Linked DNA regions of Homo sapiens: regions 2, 3, 4 and 5 are each linked to region 1. A link is a contact called in ENCODE Hi-C or POLR2A ChIA-PET data. All regions are on one chromosome and are shown on one strand. Each heading gives the region's core, a stretch centred on a gene start or an enhancer-like site at or near the end of the contact. The rest is flanking DNA. Distances are from core to core; before and after follow the strand shown.

Region 1 (2,700 bases), core at 112-2,611:
CCTGGGGCGGAGCTGGAGCCCTCAGTGTGTATTCAGGGCAGAGGAAGTTGCCTGTGTTCCATCCCATCGCTCCTACTCTTTCAGCTCATCCGATTTGCTTCTGTGCTCTGCTATAGCTGGAGTTCCAGCTCCTTCTCTGCAGCCATTCCCTTTCTCTGGGGAGGAACCTTCCTCTCCCCTGCCTGGGGCTGGGCTGGAGCCTTCAGTGTGTGTTCAGGGCAGAGGAAGTTGCCCGTGTTCAATCCCATCGCTCCTAATGTTTTCAGCCCACCTGACTTGCTTCTGTGCTCTGCTATACCTGGAGTTCCCAAGACTGAAGCCTCTCTACCTTCCAGTTTCTGCAGAGAACAACTCTCTAGTCTCCTCACCAAGGGACTCACAGTCGGCCACTGGTGAAGGGAGTGGGGGCTGCTGGTTTCTACTCTTTAGCACAAGGACCTCAAGATAAATGCCACTCTCCTTTCATCTGGGTGCCTGGCCCCTCTGAGCTCAAGTCCCTGCCAGCTCGGTAGGCTCTCCTTGGAGAGTGGTGGTCTCCTTTCCACCTATCTGCTCTCCCACTTCCAGAATTCCATCAGGGTCTGCTTTCTACATCCCCTCCTGTTCTCTTCATCCTTCTGGATTTATAACTCCACCTCTCTACCCTCTCCCAGCCCACCAGCCAGCCCACTTTGACTTCATTTGAGTGGGTCTTTAATCAGACGAATTTTGCCAGGAATGCCCAGTTAAGTTTGAAAGTCCAGCCTTCTACTATTTAAAAAAGAATGTTATATGCCCCAACAAGGCCAATAAAATAATTTTCAATACCTGGCCATTCACTCAAACAGGAACAAGGTGAGCTGAAAAACTTTGAAGCTATTTGGAGGGGTTCTTGGGAGCTTTTGCTACTGAGGCCAGCATTTCTTCTCCATGCCCCTACGCTCTCTGACTGTTTGAGCTTCTCCTCTATTCTTGGGCATTTCTGATGTTGCTCCAAGTGCCTGTTCCTTTGCCTTAATGGCAATGCTTCCCTTCCCCTCTCATTATCTTTTCCTTTTTGATCCCAGGTGTAGGGTTACAGATTTGGCAAATAGGATGCCCAGTTAAATTTGAATTTCAGATAAACAACACATAACATGTTTAGTATAAGTAGGTCCTATGCAATATTTGGGACCCACTTATATTAAAAATATATTTTGTTTGTTGTTTACCTGACATTTAAACTTAACTGGGTGTCCTCTAGTTTATCTGGCAGCTCTATCCAAGTGGGCTTCCTTTTATTCCCTGCAAAACAAGATAGGTCTGAGTCAGGAGAGCCAGTCTGTATCACAAAAGGGCCTTGTCCTCACTGGATTTCTGTTCTTAAAGGGACCCACAGCTATTTACATAACACATGGCAGCCTAACACCCATGCAATTGTAAATTACAGTCTGCTTATTCATTGTCGAGTTAGGAACTCAACCATATTTCTCAGCTGTCTTCAGTTCTCCTGCTTCAGATTCAATAAATAAATGTCTTGTTCTAGCATTGTTTGTGCCATTGTGTCGCCTTGTTCCTTGTCTGTTCCCATTGCAGTCTTCAGCACTCGGAACTCCCGTGCTCCCCCCGCCCCCAACTCCGCCCCCCACCCCCCTCCCTGGTAGGCACCACGTGAGATCTCCCTGCCATCCCAGTGGGACATTGCTCCCATGGTCAGCATCTCCGTTTCATTCTTTGCAGGATTTGGAGGTAATTCTAACTAGATCTCTGTTTTTGAGAATGTTACCACATCCTGTGGCTTTCCTCCTCAATAGGCGTCGGCAGGTACCAGGTGTAGTATACCTGCAGGATTTGTTAGGACTCTGCCCGAGAACATGAACTTGACAAAGAACTCTTGCCCTGAAGAAAAGCTAAATTATGGTTGTACCAATTACATGAAAGAATACAGGAAATGAATATAATGGATATAAAGTGCTCAGGAAAGCAATGCACAAAATAACATTAACATTTTCATCTGGTCCCTGTGGAGTCATTCTTTGTAAGGTCATTCCTTGAAGAGTTTTCTTTTCAAGTTGTAAGCCTGTACGTCTTATTTCACCATGAAGAACTCTGCCTGCTACATTCCTGAGGCAATCCAAGGGGTCAGCTATTAACAGAGCTGGGCTAAATATATCCCTTCCAGGAGCCTCCAGCCTCTGTTCCAGAGTCACATCCTGTGTCAGCTGGAGCAGATTCTCTCCTGCTTCCCTGCCACCAGCAGCCTCATCAGAGGCCTCAAGGTGTCCAAAGAGGTTGGCATGATAAACTGAGGGACTTCCTTGAGGACCTGTCTGTTTACCTGAAACAGCTGGTCTACCTGCTCCCCGCTGCAACTTCACCAGCCTCTATACATTTGTGTATCTACTACACATCATACCTGCCTCCACCTAAAATACAAAGCACAATCTTAACCTCACAGCAAAGACTCACACCGAAGGAGGGTTTTTATACATGAGATTCGAGGGGTTCATCAGATAGGGGAGTATTTGGCTTTTTTCTATTGGGAAGAGATGAAGGTCTTAGAGCAGCAAGTCTGAAATGAAAGCCTATATTTTTCTTTTGGTCTGCTTGGGAGTAGGGGTGCCCCTGGGTGTGGGACTTTCAGTGCTAACACTGGGGCAGTGTTGGGTAAACTGGGACAGTCGGTCTCCCTCCATAGCCTTCACCACCACTATCCTTCCAATTCCCTTCACCGCTATTTCT
Region 2 (2,700 bases), core at 50-2,549, 880 kb before region 1:
GGGGTTTGAGTGGATCTACCAGGCAGAGAGAGGGGCCAGGGAAACTCAAGCCTTCCCTGAACAGAAAGGTTTTGACTATTAAATAACGTTATAGAATACATTATTATAAAAAATTACTTGTCAGTTGGACTTAGATCCACAAAAGGATATTAATTAAATGCTAAATGTATTCAATCTATTAGGATTCTCAAAAGTCACACTTCAATTTCTTCCAGCAGCAACTGCCAATCTGAAAAAGTGTTTGAAAATGTAATGCTTATGGGTAGAAGCCTGGTAATGTGACTCAATTTAAATTCATCTGGATAGGAAAATTGGCAGCTTTTATCTAACCTTATAGCCAAGATGATGGAACTCAGGTGTGTCAGGGCCCTCTAGCTTTCGGCAAAGGAAAAAAGTAGGTCCCGGTACAATTCAAGCCCACAGGAAAAATACCCAAAACACCATAACACTTTGATCTCTGCAAGGATGAAATAAATGAATTTGGACCCTTTTCTCTCAGTCTGCCACATTGGTCCAAATTATATTCAAAAACCTCTGTTACATTTGAGTAAAGAAATTAATTTTTTAAGGGGACAAACCCATTTATTAGTGAACGTAGCATGGAAGACTTAGCGTGCCGAAATAAATGGGAAACTCATACAAAAAGAAATGTGAACAATCTGAAAAACAGCCTGGCAGTTGCCTGATGAAACACGCCGTACACTTTACTGCCTACAGAACCCTTCCAGTCCTCCTCCCAGCCGCCATCACAGGTCCCTTAGTTGGCAAGGAGTTGTAAGAAAGGGGGAGGGAAATCCCAGGAACGTGGAAGTAGATAACTCTCTAGCAATGAAGAGCACTCGGGGATCGCTCGCTGAGTACTAGGCCTAGTGCTCTGGGGGCTCACTTGACAGGCGCCATCTCGGAAGCGCTTTCCTACACTTCTCCCACCCCGGGGCAGGGAGGGGTTAGGGGAGGGCGGAATCCAGACGGGGAAAGGCGGGCCGGAGAGGACCGGCCGCAGGGCCAGGGACGCGGGCGAAGCAGTGAGCTCCGGAGAAGAGAAAAGCAGCCCCGGTTGGGACGGAGAAGCTCGGAGCAGATGAGAGAAGCGACAGGGGAGCTGTGGGGCCGACGGACTCGCCTCTGAGAGCGGTCCCCGGGCACACTCACCGTCGGGCGTCGGAGCAGCGCCATGAGGGACGGGGAAGGCAAGAGTGCCAGCCCGGCCCAGGGAGGGACGCGGACTGAAAAGGGAGGACACTAGCGTACGAGGCGCCGTTAGGACTGCTCTCCGAGCCCGCAGCGCTGGGGATCTTCGACGCTGTAGCCTTGTTCCAGGATTCAAATACCGCGTCGCTTGCGCCCCATTGGGCGGCCCTGCGCACGGGTCGCTGTTCTCATTGGCCAACACAAGATGCACTCTCGCACTCTCATTGGCTGAATTTTCTTAGACACGTTTGATTGTCACAACAGCCGGTTGGGGTGTTTTTTCTGCCTACAGTCTTTTAAAAAAAAAAAAACCCCAGTCTCTGAGACAAACAAAAAGGAACTGTCTCATTGGGAAAGCAGACGTAGGACGCCTCTGAATTTTGACAAGGCCTCATCTACGAATTTCTCTCGACGTTTGTAGTGGGTGGGCGGAAGTTGGTTGGCCTTTATTCCTCTTCTGGTGTGTTGGGGTTTAAGTTGTGTTGGCCTGGGTGCAGGAACCGGCCCCTCCGGGTTGCTCAGGGATGCAGTGTGTTAGGTGGTTGAGATGCAAAAGTGTGCTTAAAAAAAGAGAGAATAATGGCGTTTACTCAAAAACCCAAATTCTCAAGTAAGGCAAAAAAAAAAAAAAAAAGATAAAAGAGATTTGTGTGACTGGTGATTCATGTAAGTTCTCCATTGTATTCCCAACACCTAGTACATCGTTTGTCGTATATGGTTGGTGCTCAATAAATGTTCGTCTAATAATCAGCCCAAGCAAAGAATTCATGTCTAAGACCCCAAAAGCAAATGCAACAAAAACAAAAATACATAAATGGGACCTAATTAAACTAAAAAGCTTCTGCACATCAAAAGAAATAATAGACAACCACAGATTAAGAGAAAATATTTGCAAACTATGCATCGGAAAAAGGCCTAGTGTCCAGAATCTAGAAGGAACTCAAATCAGCAAGAAAGAAAATAATGCCATCAAAAAATGGGCAAAGGACATGAATAGATATTTCTCAAAAGATATTCAAATGGCCAACAAATACATGAAAAAATGCTCAACATCACTGATCATCGAAGAAATGCAAGTTAATACCACAAGGAGATACCACCTTACTCCTGCAAGAATGGCCATCATTAAAAAGTCAGAAAAAAAGGCCGGGCGCAGTGGCTCACACCTGTAATCCCAGCACTTTGGGAGGCCTGTTGGGCAGATCATTTGAGCCCAGGTGTTCAAGACCAGCCTGGGCAACATGGCAAAACCCCGTCTCTACAAAAATACAAATATTAGCCGGGTGTAGTGGTGAGCACCTGTAGTCCCAGGTACTGGGAGGGGGGCGGGGGGCGGGGGGCGGGGGGCCGTGTGTTGGGGCAGGAGGATCCCTTGATCCCATGAGTCTGAGGCTGCAGTGAGCCATGATTGTGCCACAGTACTCCAGCCTGGGCAACACATTGAAACCCTGTCTAAAAAAGAAAAAAAACCTCAAAAAACAATAGTCAAAAAACAGTGTAGGCGTGGAT
Region 3 (2,700 bases), core at 56-2,555, 720 kb before region 1:
AAAGAGGGAAGGTATAGTAATCCACATGTTGCAAGAGAAAAGAAGCAGGTAGGGGAAGGGTCAATTATGTACTGGTCTCATGCTCAGTAAATTGGCACTTCACATAAGATAAGGTGAACATAGAGTAGCTACCAGTGGAGATGCTGAGTCTTTCATCTGTAGCTCTCTGCTTATGAACAAAAGGAAAGGCAGCTTCTTGCATGACTCAGCTTTCAGCTTAATTTGTTCTCCCTTTGGCCTAGTGAATTGGGGTTCTGAGTTTTTATTTCCCTTTCACATTATGCTGTATGTTACTGTATTTTTCAGAGTAATCAACACTATCTGCCACAAATGACAAACCTCCAAATTGTAGTGACTTTATATCACAAAAGTTTATTTCTCAGTCCTGTGACACTTCTCGTGGTTCGGGAAGACTTCCACCATGCTGTAGCTATACCATCCAAATCATGAAGCCTCTAAGGTAACAGGAGTAAAGATAAGACAGGAAGGTTGCCCAAGAAGTTTTTTTGGTTTCATTTTTGTTTTGATTTTGAGACAGGGTCTCACTCTGTCACCCAGACTGGAGTGCAATGGCACAATCACAGCTCACTGCAGTCTCCACCTCCCAGGCTCAAGGAATCCTCTTGCCTTGGCCTCAAGTAGCTGGGACTATAGTGCCTCTATACCAAGCTAATTTTTTATTTTTGTAGAGACAGGGTCTCATTGTTGCCCAGATTGTTCTCAGAGTCCTGGAGTCAAGCAATCCTCTCATCTCAGCTTCCCCAAATGCTGTGATTACAGGTGTGAGCCACTGCACCTAGCCAGCCCAAGAAGTTTTTAAGGGCCAGGGCCTGAAAATGGCTAATATCAGTTCCACCCACAGCTCACCAGCCAAACTTCTAGAAAGGTTGCAACCTAACTGCCTAGGCACCCAGGAAGAGAAAAGTGAACATATAGCATTATCTGTGCCACGAGTGTCCACTTAAAGTTATTAATGGAGAATGCATAACAATTGAGGAACTTCTCCTTAAGGATGTGGCAGCTCTACAAAGTAATTACAAAAATATGAACAGATGGAGGGATCCTCCCAAACTCTAACACAGAACAAATTCATATTGTTTACATGCCTACATAGAGTAGAAATGTTCTTGACCTGCATCCTTTTACTTAATGCATGGTAGTAAGCTACATTCTCACTATTCCCTTTGTAAAATAGGCTAAAGTCATGACATACTGAACACTTTCAACTAGTAGGCTATTTTCCAGCATAATCATGTACTTCTGCTGCCAGAAGTTGGGCTGTATCCTGCTTGCTATTAGTCATATGGATTTGCTCCAAAACCTGTTTTTCCAGTCGTACATGTTATACGTTACTCTAATTATGTAATTTAATTAAATATTCCTGAAGCCCCAGAAATATGAGTTCCAAAATTCAAAGAAAAGGCTTTTCTCCTTTGAAAACCCATGGCTGGGTCTGACGCTCTGAAACTTCAAATAGGCTTGTTGAAGCCATATGAACTGTAATCCAGAGTATTAAATTATGGCACCATAGGGATTTCCTCATATAATAATAGGGTAGACTCTTAAGCAGGGCTGTGGTTGCCTCACTTGCCTCGCTCCAGCTTTAAATGATATAAAAGGCAGCTAGCCTACTGCTCTAGCACTCCTGACCTAGCAGATTTTTCATTTCCAAGGGCATCTCAGACTGTCGGCCTTTGGGTGTACCACCATGAAGAATAAAGGTAGGCTTTGGGGAACCACATTTATTCATATCTTTGGTCGTGTAAATATTTTGTTCACTGCTTTCGTACAGGTTCGGTCGTGAATAAGGAATCACTTACGTGATCATTCTCACCAATCTTTGAACCTAGCCTAGACAAGCCCTTCCGTCCAGACTAGTTCAATCATACATCAAAAGATTGGTGAACATTTTTATGTTTTAAATTAAAATATTTAAAAATAATATACCATTACTAAAATGGCAATAGAGTTGTAGCAGAATTAGACCAAAAAAAAGAAGACAGCTGATTAAAAATCTCAGCTAAAATCTGTTGACTTAGAGTTACCTATTCAATACCAATAATAAGAAAGGACAGTCTTCCCTTCTGGGCATCAGGTAGAATCATCCTGGGAGCACGTAGCCTTCAGGTTCCACATCCCAGTTTGAACCTGTGGCAGTAAGTAACTATTCTATCATATATTCTTCAACCTAGAAATCTCTGCTCCCTTGAGATGACAAATCTCCGCATCCATTGTTGTGTGACTTTATAACCATCAAACGGCTTAGAGTAAGTTTGGAGATAATTAATTAAAAATCTTAAAATTTAAGATTTAGATCTTAAATATTTAATGCTTTGTCTAGAAAATGGCCTTGTATGTTTATTATTTAAAATGTTATGCTTAAGAAAATATATCAGTGGGGCGCAGTGGCTCATTCCTATAATCTCAGCACTTTGGGAAGCCGAGGCAGGCGGATGGCTTGAGCTCAGAAGGTCAAGACCAGCCTGGGCAACATGGTGAAACCCCGTCTCTACAAAAAATACAAAAATTAAACGGGTGTAGTGGCATGTGTCTGTAGTCCCAGCTATCGGTGGGGGGTGGGGTGCTGAGGCAGGAGGATTGCTTGAGCCAGGGAGGTGGAAGTTGCAGTGAGCCCTGATCCTGCCACTGCACTCCAGCTGGGCAGCACAGAAAAACCCTGTCTCGAAAAAAAAAAAAAAA
Region 4 (2,700 bases), core at 34-2,533, 650 kb before region 1:
TCCAGCTTCAGCCTCCCGAAGTGCTGGTATTATAGGTGTGAACCACCACACCCGGCCTTCACTGTAGATTTTTATCTCCTGGTTTGTTAAAGTTTTTTCTTTTTTGAGATGGAGTCTCGCTGTGACACCCAGGCTGGGGTGCATTGGCATGATCTCAGCTCACTGCAACCTCTGCCTCCCGGGTTCAGGCAATTCTCCTTGATCCGCCCGCCTCGGCCTCCCAAAGTGCTGGGATTACAGGCGTGAGCCACTGCGCCCGGCCTGTTAAAGGTTTTTTGTCGGGGGAGGGGGTCTGCTTTTTTGTGTTACTAACATCTGCTCTGTTGCATTACACATAAAGATTCCAGAAATATTCTTAAATGACTTCTATAATTTAGTTCACAAGCTTTAGCAAACAACAGAATCACCTGGAGGGCTTGTTAAAACACAGGTTGGCCGGGCGTGGTGGCTCCTGCCTGTAATTTCAGTACTTTGGGAGGCCAAGGCTGGCAGATCTTTTGAGCCCAGGAGTTCAAGACCAGCCTGGCCAACATGGCGCAACCCTGTCTCTAAGAAAAATAAAAAAAATTAGCTGAGCATGGCGGCACTTGCCTGTAGTCCTAGCTACTCTGGTGGCTGGCTGAAGTGGGAGAATCACCTGAGCCCAGGAAGTCAAGGCTGCTGCAGTGAGCCATGAATGTGCCACTGCACTCCAGCCTCGGTGAAGTGAGTGAGGCCCTGTCTAAAAATATATATATTTAAAAGAACAAACAAAGAAAAGCACAGGTTGCTGGGAGTCCCACCCTCAGTTTCTTTCTCTGTGGTCTGAGATGGGGGTGAGAATTTGCATTTCTAACAGGCACCCAGCTGGTGCTGCTGCTGCTGGTTTGGGGTCCACACTTAAGAGATCTGCTGCTGTAGTCCACGTGCAGATCCACAACTGGCTTCTGAAGTAATGGGGCTTCAAAGTGAGATTGCCCAAGTTCAAATCTCTGCTTCACCATTTTATTAGCTCTGTGACCTTGGAAGAGTTCCTCAACCTCCAGATCTGTTTCTTCAGTAAAGTGGGGTTAGCAATGGTTCAGACCTCACGGGACTGTTGAAAAGAGTAAATGATTTATTTTGGATAAAGTACCAAGAACAGTGCCTGGTATTTGCAGTGATGATTTGTTCTTTGTTCTCTGATGTTTTTTTCTTTTAAACCTTTTTCAGTAACGCATCCCCAATTAATAGAATTGTACAAATCAGTGGCAATTCCATGCCAAGAGGAAGTGGCTCCGGATTTAAGCCATTTAAGGGTGGACCTCCGCGACGATTCTGAAAATGAGCTCTCTGCCAAGGTTTTAAGATAATTTATTGAAATCTCCTGTAAACTTTACTTGACTACTTATGAAGAGGACCTCTGACTTGCTTGAGAGTTCTGTCAGACTTTTCTTTTTAAAAATTTAACATGATTGCTTTTCTCAATTTTGGAGAAGATGTTTAAATAGTTCTGTTGTAACTTTTAATAGTTTTGTGTATCATTCAACTTTTTTTCTTGCAGCACCGAGGCACATTTGAAAAGATGGAATTGAAGTCGTTTTGTTTAACGCTGTGTGAATATAAAGAGTAGTTTGCAGCTGTGTGGTAGTGGTTTAATTTGCAGCCTTAGCTCTGTGGTGTCTGGCTCTAGAGTTACTTCTTTTTACCAAGCATTTTCAGCCTCCATTTTGAAGGCTGTCTACACTTAAGAAGTCTTAGCTGTCTAATTTTTAGAGAATAAGATTGTTCATTGCATTTCTGAGTATTATGTAACCTATTTTTGCAGAAGGTACTGTTACATTAAGTGCATCTGTGTATCCTGGTTTAAAAAAATGTAATCTTTTTTGAAATAAACCTTCATATTCTGTATAGTTGCTAAAGTGTTGAGAACCTTTTTAATTGTAAAATGAGAACCGATTTTCAGTTTAGTGTAGCAGCACACTTGTTCAGGTTTGCATGGTATGAAACCAAATAGATTCATGAAACCTTGGCCATGAGGTTTGTTTCACAAGGTTCTTAGACCGAGTTGTGCAGGTAAGTGCACTTTTAGGTAATCTGCACTGTTTGTTTGATGGATAAATTCCATCTCTGGGAATTGTGTGGGTATTAATGTTTCCATGTTCCCAACTATGTTGAGAAGTGGAAAAAAACCCAGGTTCTAGATGGGTGAATCAGTTGGGTTTTGTAAATACTTGTATGTGGGGAAGACATTGTTGTCTTTTTGTGAAAATAAAAATCCACACCTGGAAGTGTATGTGTCTTTGTTTTCAGCGTTTTAGGTGTTAGTCGTCCAGTTCTTTCTGTAGTTCAGCCCAAGGTGACTGACTAGATATAGAGCTATAAAGGCATTCTTTTGGTCTTTGTTCTTCAGAAATAAATCTAGCTTAGACTCTTCACCTCAGTAGCTGGGCAGCACATGCTGTTCACATGTTAGAGACTTAACCACTAATCCTATGGCTTTTTTAAAGGCATCTCTTTTAGGAAAGCCCTTCAAGGTAAATGCTGCTCTTTCAAAAAAGCTTCCCACATCCCTTTATATAAATCAGTGAAGAAAAATCCAAATGGTCTAGATTTTGGTAAATTCAGCACTCTCTATGCTCAATACGGTCATGCCCATGAGATGGCTCACACTTCTGAGTGCCGTGGGGCAACCAAGGTTCTGTGGTCTCTGGTCCTTTGGGGAACTTCTCTGGATTTCTT
Region 5 (2,700 bases), core at 99-2,598, 920 kb before region 1:
TGACCTCAAGTAATCCACCCGCCTTGGCCTCCCAAAGTGCTGGGATTACAGGCGTGAGCCACTGTGCCTGGCCTCATTCATCTTTATGCCCTATTATTTGATGTTTTTCCTGCCTTGGCAGCTTCCTTCTAAAGACCACAGAGCTCTTAAGAGCTTTACCATGTTCTCTCCTAGCAGCATTCCTTTTGCCCTGGCAAGTCTTATCTCACTTCATTTGGGCTACAAATATGAAAGCACCTTAGTTGGTTTTTTTGGGGGGGGTTTTTTGTTTGTTTGAGATGGAGTCTTGTTCTGTTGCCAGGCTGGAGTGCAGTGGTGCAATCTCAGCTCACTGCAACCTCCATGTCCTGGGTTCAAGTGACTGTCCTGCGTCAACCTCCTGAGTAGCTGGGACTACAGGTGCGTGCCACCACACCCAGCTAATTTTTTTGGTTTTTTTTTGTAGAGATGGGGTTTCACCATGTTGGCCAGGATGGTCTCGATCTCTTGACCTCGTCATCTGCCTGCCTTGTCCTCCCATAGTAGCTGGGATTACAGGCGTGAGCCACCGCGCCCAGCTGAAAGCACCTTAGTTTTATCACACAGACAGCCATCAGTAGAGTGGATGCCGCCCTTATGTAGACCTCTCTCTAAGTGCACGTGCGCGCGCGCGCGTGTGTGTGTGTGTGTGTGTGTGTGTGTGTGTGTGTGTGTCCCTCTCCTCTTCCCTTCCACTACCCCCCAGTCTTGGGTAAGTAGCTATATCCCACCAGCTCTCATGACCGTGGTTCACGTGATTGGCTTGGTCTAAACCAGTAGTTCTCAAACTCTAGTGTGCAGTAGAATCCGCTGGAAAGCTTGCTGGCCCACTTTCCGCGTTTCTGATTCTGTAGGTCTGGGGTAGGGCCTAAGAATTTGCATTTGTACCACGTTCCCAGGTGATGCTCTGATCCAGGGACCACATTTTGAAAACCACTGGTCTGAAGGCACCTGTAGTCTGATTGATAAAGCCAGGGAAGCCTCCATGTGAAGGTGAATTGCAAGGGTGCTGTTAGGTTTATGGGATTTTTGCTCTCTAACCCAGACCTACACCTTTCAGGTGGGTGAGCATCACTAAGTCACAATCCCACCTAGGCCCAGTTTGATGCCTCAAAGTAGGCAGGGTATTAAAAGCAGTCAACAGAATGCACCAAATCTCTTAGCTCTGTGTGCTAGCTGCCTACTTACTTTGGTTTTGGCAAGCAAAACCATCTTTCCAGCCTACTTTGCAAGTTGCAAACTTGCACATCAGCCAGCTGGGAGCATCTGTCAGCCAAAAGTAGGCAATTTAGGAACACTGTGTCTTAACCAAGGCTGCTCCCTTCCAGCCCTCTGCCATGTGGTTCCCTATTTAAGTCTTATGGCACCCTTTGCCACCCTCCAGCCTAAAGACTGGGTACACGTGGTGCTGTCTTGGAGGCAGGCCATGAGGCCGGAAGGAGAGGACACCTTCACACCTGTCTGCTAGGCATTAAGATTTCCTTGTATGTAAAACACAATTAGTAGGCACACTGTGTCTTAGCCAGCCTCCTCTTTGTAACCTTAAATCTGCTGTGCAAACATTCCTTACAAAATAGTACCTTGGGCAAAAGGCTCAGCCTTTTCTTAGTATTTATTTTCTAAAACATGTAAAGGTGAAAATTAAAAGTATCTAATGTGGCCAGAGACTTTGGATGTGGCATTTTATGGATCCCCATGGTTACCTAAATTTAACAGCTTCTCCTATTTGCCAAGAAAACATGAATTGCATTTATTCCACAGGAGGCTGTTGAAGCATGCAGGGAATTTTAGGATCCCAAGTTTGTACTTTTTCCATAAACATGAAAATTCCTATACATCAAAGTTCTAAACAGTCACCTTGACTTTACCAATCTATAAAAGTAGGATTACTATGGTCTTTCTTTCCTGGCTTTCACATTCTGAGTTTATCTTTCCTTCCTCTCTCTCATCCCTCAGTGCACTTTTTCTGTAATTTATTTTGGATCATGTAATATGGATAAAATCAAATGATGTAATTAGCACCTCAAGTTAATTCAGGCAAGTCTTTATCAGTTTATTTTAGGTTCAATCAGTTGTTCTGAAGAGAGCATGAAGATTTCACTAAATTAATTACCATCCCAACTGGATTCTTTACCCTTTCATTGCAGTATTGGTGCACATGGTAGCTATCATTATCATTCTCCAGGAAACACTGAGAGATCTGCGTGGGAATCAGGATCTTGCCATCGATTAGCATAGCTTTTGAGAAGTCTTAATTCAGGTCAAAGATCTTTCCTGTTTCTCAAGGAAAGGGAAGAGGTTAGGCAAGAATCCTATTAACAGTTCATCCAGGCCGGGCGCGGTGGCTCACGCCTGTAATCCCAGCACTTTGGGAGGCCGAGGTGGGTGGATCACGAGGTCAGGAGATCAAGACCATCCTGATTAACACGGTGAAACCCCGTCTCCACTAAAAACACAAACAATTAGCTGGGTATGGTGGTGGGTGCCTGTAGTCCCAGCTAATCAGGAGGCTGAGGCGGGAGAATGGCGTGAACCCAGGAGGCAGAGCTTGCAGTGAGCTGAGATTGGGCCACTGCACTCCAGCCTGGGCGACAGAGCAAGACTCTGTCTCAAAAAAAAAAAAAAAAAAAAAACAAAAAAAAAAAAACAGTTCATCCACCCACCTTTGCTCTGATCTCACTA

What was found. Hi-C counts contacts between places; a loop is a spot of excess contacts on that map. ChIA-PET counts read pairs that join two places held with the same protein, here RNA polymerase II (POLR2A). Pooled maps may share reads with other maps.
Region 2: a loop to region 1 is called in a map of mammary epithelial cell, with 4 times the contacts of the local background. The contact joins the promoter of CCNB2 here to the enhancer-like site in region 1. A Hi-C loop is called at or near these places in 3 of 168 maps with a recorded cell type or tissue (Calu3, MCF 10A and mammary epithelial cell), 2 of 37 single-sample maps with no recorded cell type and 6 of 50 pooled maps.
Region 3: a map of heart left ventricle shows a loop between it and region 1 (4-fold over the local background). The contact joins two enhancer-like sites. A Hi-C loop is called at or near these places in 11 of 168 maps with a recorded cell type or tissue (A673, CD4-positive, alpha-beta T cell, CD4-positive, alpha-beta memory T cell and 7 more), 17 of 37 single-sample maps with no recorded cell type and 19 of 50 pooled maps.
Region 4: a loop to region 1 is called in a map of endothelial cell of umbilical vein, with 6 times the contacts of the local background. The contact joins two enhancer-like sites. A Hi-C loop is called at or near these places in 8 of 168 maps with a recorded cell type or tissue (A673, CD4-positive, alpha-beta memory T cell, GM12878 and 5 more), 14 of 37 single-sample maps with no recorded cell type and 13 of 50 pooled maps. POLR2A ChIA-PET finds 5 or more read pairs at or near these places in 2 of 52 experiments (AG04450 and Panc1).
Region 5: a loop to region 1 is called in a map of K562, with 2.7 times the contacts of the local background. The contact joins two enhancer-like sites. A Hi-C loop is called at or near these places in 1 of 168 maps with a recorded cell type or tissue (K562). POLR2A ChIA-PET finds 5 or more read pairs at or near these places in 1 of 52 experiments (HCT116).

Annotation. Positions count from the first base shown.
Region 1 is chr15:58,228,317-58,231,016 of GRCh38, reverse strand. All of the region lies in intron 1 of LOC124903499 (a long non-coding RNA gene), which reads right to left. Among named protein-coding and RNA genes, the nearest start is that of AQP9, 91 kb to the right of the region's middle. Within about 2 kb of position 1,361, at least 3 of the 41 ENCODE cell types and tissues checked have a DNase peak (open chromatin) inside an H3K27ac peak, as active enhancers do; they include mammary epithelial cell, where a contact is called at or near this core.
Region 2 is chr15:59,103,745-59,106,444 of GRCh38, reverse strand. It overlaps CCNB2 (cyclin B2), which reads right to left and starts at 1,299. Exons shown (of 9, transcript NM_004701.4): 1 at 1,153-1,299. The coding sequence starts at 1,176. RefSeq lists an enhancer at 1,487-1,776.
Region 3 is chr15:58,950,441-58,953,140 of GRCh38, reverse strand. No RefSeq gene overlaps it. Among named protein-coding and RNA genes, the nearest start is that of SLTM, 18 kb to the right of the region's middle. Within about 2 kb of position 1,305, at least 2 of the 41 ENCODE cell types and tissues checked have a DNase peak (open chromatin) inside an H3K27ac peak, as active enhancers do.
Region 4 is chr15:58,878,599-58,881,298 of GRCh38, reverse strand. SLTM (SAFB like transcription modulator) reads left to right here. Exons shown (of 21, transcript NM_024755.4): 21 at 1,192-2,249. The coding sequence ends at 1,300. Among named protein-coding and RNA genes, the nearest start is that of SLTM, 54 kb to the left of the region's middle. RefSeq lists an enhancer at 681-770. Within about 2 kb of position 1,283, at least 2 of the 41 ENCODE cell types and tissues checked have a DNase peak (open chromatin) inside an H3K27ac peak, as active enhancers do.
Region 5 is chr15:59,149,004-59,151,703 of GRCh38, reverse strand. The region is part of intron 26 of MYO1E (myosin IE); the gene reads left to right. Among named protein-coding and RNA genes, the nearest start is that of MIR2116, 21 kb to the left of the region's middle. Within about 2 kb of position 1,348, at least 3 of the 41 ENCODE cell types and tissues checked have a DNase peak (open chromatin) inside an H3K27ac peak, as active enhancers do.